2 separate regions of the Homo sapiens genome follow, and region 1 is linked to region 2. The links are chromatin loops, found by intact Hi-C in ENCODE. Cell type or tissue: heart left ventricle. All regions are shown on one strand. Each heading gives the region's core, and the rest is flanking DNA. Links, peaks and the distances in the headings are about the cores only.

What was found. Hi-C counts contacts between places; a loop is a spot of excess contacts. Peaks named below come from ENCODE experiments on the same cell type or tissue, not always from the same donor. Only the 100,000 strongest peaks of a DNase experiment are listed, where the experiment ranks them.
Region 1: a loop joins it to region 2, with 2.6 times the contacts of the local background. A loop is called at or near these places in 6 of 110 quality-filtered maps.

What each region holds. Positions count from the first base shown.
Region 1 is chr1:183,415,453-183,418,358 of GRCh38, forward strand. NMNAT2 (nicotinamide nucleotide adenylyltransferase 2) reads right to left here. Exons shown (of 11, transcript NM_015039.4): 1 at 2,731-2,906. The coding sequence starts at 2,815. Among named protein-coding and RNA genes, the nearest start is that of NMNAT2, 1.5 kb to the right of the region's middle. In heart left ventricle, for the core only: no CTCF peak of the experiment used is centred there; a DNase peak (open chromatin) is centred at 1,479; H3K4me3 peaks cover 1,263 bases; H3K27me3 peaks cover 2,062 bases.
Region 2 is chr1:183,279,986-183,282,891 of GRCh38, forward strand. The region is part of intron 7 of NMNAT2 (nicotinamide nucleotide adenylyltransferase 2); the gene reads right to left. Among named protein-coding and RNA genes, the nearest start is that of LAMC2, 95 kb to the left of the region's middle. RefSeq lists enhancers at 1-275, 1,848-1,907 and a silencer at 1,588-1,637. In heart left ventricle, for the core only: a CTCF peak has its summit at 1,662 (motif pointing right); DNase peaks (open chromatin) are centred at 1,686 and 2,006; H3K27ac peaks cover 1,594 bases.

The DNA of each region.
Region 1 (2,906 bases), core at 228-2,727, 140 kb after region 2:
AATTCTCTTAGTTTATGGTTCATGAAAATAGAGTGTTCATGGAATTATGCAGTCAGAAGATGAGCGGGCACTTCCTCCAGCCTTTGTTGCAGTATGAAGGCCTCTGCAAGAGGAATCAGGAACATGAGGCTCAAGTCTCAGTGCCACCCATTCTCCATGTGTGTTCATAAGTCACTTGGCTTCTGTCAGTTTCTCATTTGTAAAATAAGGGTAATAATGTTTTTCTTATAAGGTTTTTAACAGGAATAAGTAACATAACATAGATGAAATGGCTTTGTTAACCAGAACTGCTCTACAAAAATAAATTATAAAATTTATCCAGAGCTCAAAGATTCCAATAAGACATTCTACCAAAAATAGTTGAATGTGTATTTTGTGTTCTTATTCTTGCCTCATTTTCACCTGTTTATGTGCTAAATTCTTCATTAGGTAATAAACTCCTTAAAGCCATAGTGAGTGAACATATTATATCCTTTTTTTGTATTACTCTCTGAATTATACTTTAATGGACATGCAAAGGACTTTGTTCACATTCTGCCCTGGTCCTCAGTTCTTATACTAAGTAAATAATCGTTACTGCCAAAAGTCTCCTTTCACCTTTCTATATCTAAACCCTTCCACTGCAACTCAGGTCTATTTCCACATAGTCTATCCTTGAAGCTCATGGAGAATTGGCAGGTCAGCATTCGCTTAACAAAAGCCTTTATTACTGTTAACAAAGAATCTTCAGCTACAAGACAGAATCTTTGGTTCTCAATCCAAATCTGTTTCTCTTGTAATCTAAAACAACTGGGATTTCCTAGCTTCAGGAAGAAAGGAGCAGTACCTGCTGGGTCATCAAAGATTCTTAGAGCCACAGAGTTTCATCCCCAGCCCAATGGCTCTTCCCTACTCCTCCTTTCTCTTGGTTCCAAAGGAAAACCCATCATTGCCTGGTCAAGGGAGAGGAGTAAAGCGCATCAACATAAAGTGCTAGAGGACATATGGACAGACAGGAAAAGAAGGAAAGGGATGAAGACACCAGCATCAAAGGAAAGTGAAAGTGGAGTGTTCTTAGGGCACTGATAGTCCTTAGAAGACTGATGACATGCTCTTGTCTACCCTGATGCTGGAACAGAAGTCCTTATTTAACAGGCAAGTTGGCATTGGTTCTTAATAAAAGACTTTTGAAAGCTGAAGGAATGGTGAAGAAGGGATGGCTATCTCTCAGCCTCCCTCCTTCTATCGTGTAGATATGCCTACCCGATTTGCCCTTTGCTCAAAGTAGTTCTATATTCTTTCCATGAGGTTTTTAACAAGCGAGCCCAGTTCAGCGCACCTTTTAAGTTTAAAGATGAATATTTTTAGCCTAAGCCACCTCGCCCTGTCTTTACCGCTGTGGTGTGGTTTTCACTAAACCTCCCTAGGAGGGCTCGCGCAGTCCTCAGGCTCCGGATAAACACGTGTGCCCGCATCCAGCTCCGGCGCGCCCTGCATTTCAGCACCGCCGCCTCTGGAGAGCGCCTTGCTGGCGGGCCAGGTCAGGGCCTCCCACACGCTCTCTCATCCATCCCAGCCCACTCGCTTTTCCCTACTCCTCGCTTCTCTCAGTTTCAAGAAAAAGCACCCCCAACTTCTAACTTCTCAATTCCTGCTTCTAAAGTGACCTCCGCGTCCCTCTTTCCGTGTCTAAACGCTCATGCCCCACGCCTTTGAGTCCTACGAGCAGCTGCGAAGCCGCGTGGCTTCCCACCGGTGGCGCGAGACCTCCAATAGGCATCTATCGATCACCTTTCCCCTACCGCTGCTGGACCCCGAACCAGCCAGCCGGATGCCCCCGCTCGCTCTCTCTGACTCCACGCCCCAAAGCTTCTAAGAAACAAACGCGCGATAAGTCCCCTCCCCCCAACACGCACACGCATATACTCACACACAGTCATTCGCACATTCGTACACACACTAGACGCCTCAAGCCTTCCGAGTGCCATCGCCACCCTGGGCAGAGCCTCAGCCAACTTGGGCCCCGATCCTTCGGCTCCGGCTCGCGCAGGGCCTCCCGCAGCCTCCGCCCGGCCCCCTCCCCGTCCTAGGCAGCGGGTCCCTGAGGCCGAACCTAGGCGGAAAAGGGCCCCCTCCCTATTCACTCAGCATCCACCTCGCGCGGGCAATACACGGCCCACAATTCCCAAACACTGGTCCCTGGGCCGCCCAGAATCACCAGCCAAATCCGAAATTAATCTTGAAGCCCCAGCCCCTGTCACCGGTGTGTCGGGCGCGAGTGTGTTTGCGAATCCCAGGCACATACATGATTTAACTCCTTCGAGCTTTCGGCCCATCCTAAACAAACAGCACGTTATCTCCAGCCCCTTCCTCCCCTACTCGGCGCCCCAACCTCTGCCCCCATCCCGGTCTTCGCCAGCCTGGTAGCCGAACCACCGCACCGCCACACTCCAGTTCTGGTATCTCGAACCCCTGCCCAGCCCCAAATGATACTCATCTCTAGTCCCCTCCCATCCCCCACCTTTGGCCCCCTGCGAGCCGGGTCTGGCCCCGGCAAGTGACGCCTCGGAAACGCAGTCTGCGTACCCTCCCCTGAGTCCAAAATGAAGGGGCCGACCTCCACCAGCTGGATGAGCCGGCCCACCCCTCCGAAGGGGCACACGCCTTCCCGTTCGATCGCCCTGGAAAACACAGGTGCCTGGGAAAGGAGAGGAGCGGAAGCGGCTTCCAGAGGTGGGCGGGAGGACTCACCAAACATCTGAATGTGCCCTTTGGTGATGGGATTGAAGCTGCCGCAGGCGAGCAAGATAACGTGGGTCTTGGTGGTCTCGGTCATGGTGCAGATGGGTCCTTCGCGGTGGTCTAGGGGTTGCCTCTCTTTTTGTGTCTCGTTGTGTCTGCAGAGGGAGAAAGGAAGGCGAGGCTCC
Region 2 (2,906 bases), core at 133-2,632:
ATCCTGCAGGCTGCCTTCCGGGCAATCTGGGAGGGCTGTGGTGACTATCGTGGCCTCTGCTCTTGCAGCATGGGGTCACTGGGGAGAATGTTTGCCTGAGTCAGTGGCGCCTCTGCGTTGCGCCATAGGATTTCTGGCCCAACTCCCCAACTGTGGAGAGGAACCACACTTGGTATTGCTGACAGGAGCCAGACTAGGCTTATTTCTCGGATTCTGTTGTTCCTCAGGCCCACTTGGAGCCACCCAGGGTTCTAGGTCAGTTCTCTGTTGAAAGGGCACGTCTCTGTAATTCTGACTGCCTATAAGTTCAGTTAGATCAAGCTTGTCCAACCCAAGGCACATAGGCCACATGTGGCCCAGGGTGGCTTTGAATGCAGTCTAACATAAATTCGTAAACTTCCTTTTTTTTTTCTTTTTTTGGAGATAGAATCTCCCTCTGTCACCCAAGCTGGAGTGCAGTGACACGATCTTGGCTCACTGCAACCTCCGCCTTTCAGGTTCAAGCAATTCTCTTGCCTCAGCCTCCCAAGTAGCTGGGATTACAGGTGCCTGCCACCACACCTGGCTAATTTTTGTATTTTTAGTAGAGAGGGGGTTTCACCATGTTGGCCAGGCAGTTCTCAAACTCCTGACCTCAAGTGATCTGCCCACCGTGGCCTCCCAAAGTGCTGGAATTACAGGCATGAGCCACTACACTCGGCATGTAAACTTTCTTAAAACATTATGAGATTTTTTTTTGGCGACTTTTTTTCTTTTTTTTTGCTCATCAGCTATTGTTAGTGTTAGTGTATTTTTTTTTTTTTTTTTTTTTTTTTTGAGATGGAGTTTCGCTCTTGTTGCCCAGGCTGGAGTGCAATGGCGTGATCTCCGGCTCACCGCAACCTCCGCCTCCTGGGTTCAAGCAATTCTCCTGCCTCAGCCTCCTGAGCAGCTGGGATTACAGACATGTGCCACCACACCCGGCTAATTTTGTATTTTTAGTAGAGATGGGGTTTCTCCATGTTGGTCAGGGTGGTCTTGAACTCCCAACCTCAGGTGACCCGCCAGCCTCGGCCTCCCAAAGTGCTGGGATTATAGGCTTGAGTCACCGCGCCCAGCCTAGTGTTAGTGTATTTTATGTGTGGTCCAAGATAATTCTTCCTCTTCCAATGTTGCCCAGGGAAGCCAAAAGATTGGACAGCCCTGAATTAGATGGTCATGTCAACAGGGAATGTGCTGGCCCTCAGCTTTCTCTCATCACTGGTTCTCAACTGAGGGCAATTTTGCAATTGCCAGGGGACATTGGGCAATGTCTGGACATTTTTGGATGTCAGGACTGGAGGGAGAGGGTGGCATGCTACTGGCATCTAGTGGGTGGAGGCTAGGAGTGCTGCTAAACATCCTACAATGCACAGGGAAGCCCCCCTCCCCAACACATCTGTTCCCAAATGTCAATTAGTGCCAAGGTTAAAAATCCCTGCTTACAGCCATGAAAATAAATCTCTTTCCTATTCCCAAGCCAGGGACACACTATCCCAACCAAATATAATATGGGACTTTTATGTTTTAAGCCAAAGCACAAAGAGTTCAAGAGTACGGTCTCTGCCACCCTTTCTTGCAGGACCAGTGCAAACATTTAAGTCAGACAAGCGGCCCCAGCAGGGCTTGAGATCCCACATATGGCCACTGGAGGGCAGCAGTGACTTCTCCCAGTTTGTCCTATGAGGCTAAGGCAAGTTTCCAGCCCAACAGCCTGTGGTCTAGGGCAGCCCTGGAGGAGCAGTCAGCTGTTAGGAGCATGTAAATAGGGTCAACAGACGCTAATGGAGCTAGGAGAAAATGGCTTTTCCTCCTCATTTAGTGTGGAAGGAAATATTAAAAAAGGGGACACGTGAGCCCCAGCGCCTCACACAGCGCAGGAGTCGGGAGGCAGCGAGCTCCCTTCCAGCTCCTCTGGGCTAGCCTCCTTCCCCAGGTCACGCTGATCCAGGGCCACGAGCCAGAATGCACACTCTCTGTCCACACTCCCCTCCCAGGAATCCGGGCTATGTGAAGCCCGGGCCCTGCAGCCCATCCCAGTTTCCACTGCATGCAGCCACCACCTGGACCATGCCAGGACCTGAGCCCAATCTGACAGCTGTGGCTGCTGAGCTGTCCTTTCTCGGAACCTAAGTGTTCTCCATTCTCTACCCCACACTGTCCTTTCTCCATCACATGCAGGTAGACCCTCCCTCTCAGCGAGCACAGGGGATGTGGAAGGGGACAGGCAGAGCCTCAGGGAAGCCAGAGGTGAGAGGTCACTCCCCAGCAGCATTTTTGGTCCCTGGCGGCTGGCTCACCATAACTCCAGAACTGCTATGGAGCAAGAAGAGTAAGCAGAGGCCCCTGCCCCTCCCGAGGTAGCCGTGAGCTAATGGAAGTGAACACAGCAGTACGCTGTGCAATACTGATCACCACTGTCCTCTCCTGGAGGGGACTCCTTGAGTCAGGATGAGGAGTGCCTGATCCACCTGCCCCAGGCGCTAGGAAGGCAAGCAAGGCCATGGCTCAAGCTTGCCACAATACATCTCTGGACTAAGGAAAGAGAAATACACTGGAATACAATGAGAAGTCCTAAGGCTGAGCTCTGCTGGCCAAGGAGACTGCGTGGGAAGGCAGCAGGTGGTGACCAGGCTGGAACTGCAGGGAAGTGGAGTGCAGGAGCTTTCAGCCCAGCCCAGGCACCTTCCCTCCCATCCTTGCCTGTTGGGTGTTCTGGGTCTGGAGAACCTAGAGCCAAATGCTCCTGCCTGTTTTGGGGAGCAACCAGGAAGGCGGGTGCTCCTTCCTGTGGCCTTCAGAGAGTGACTTGCTGGTCAATAAAGGATATTAAAATTAGTAAAATAATCAAGAAGTGAGGAGTTTTGAGTATTCATTCCTTTTGTTTT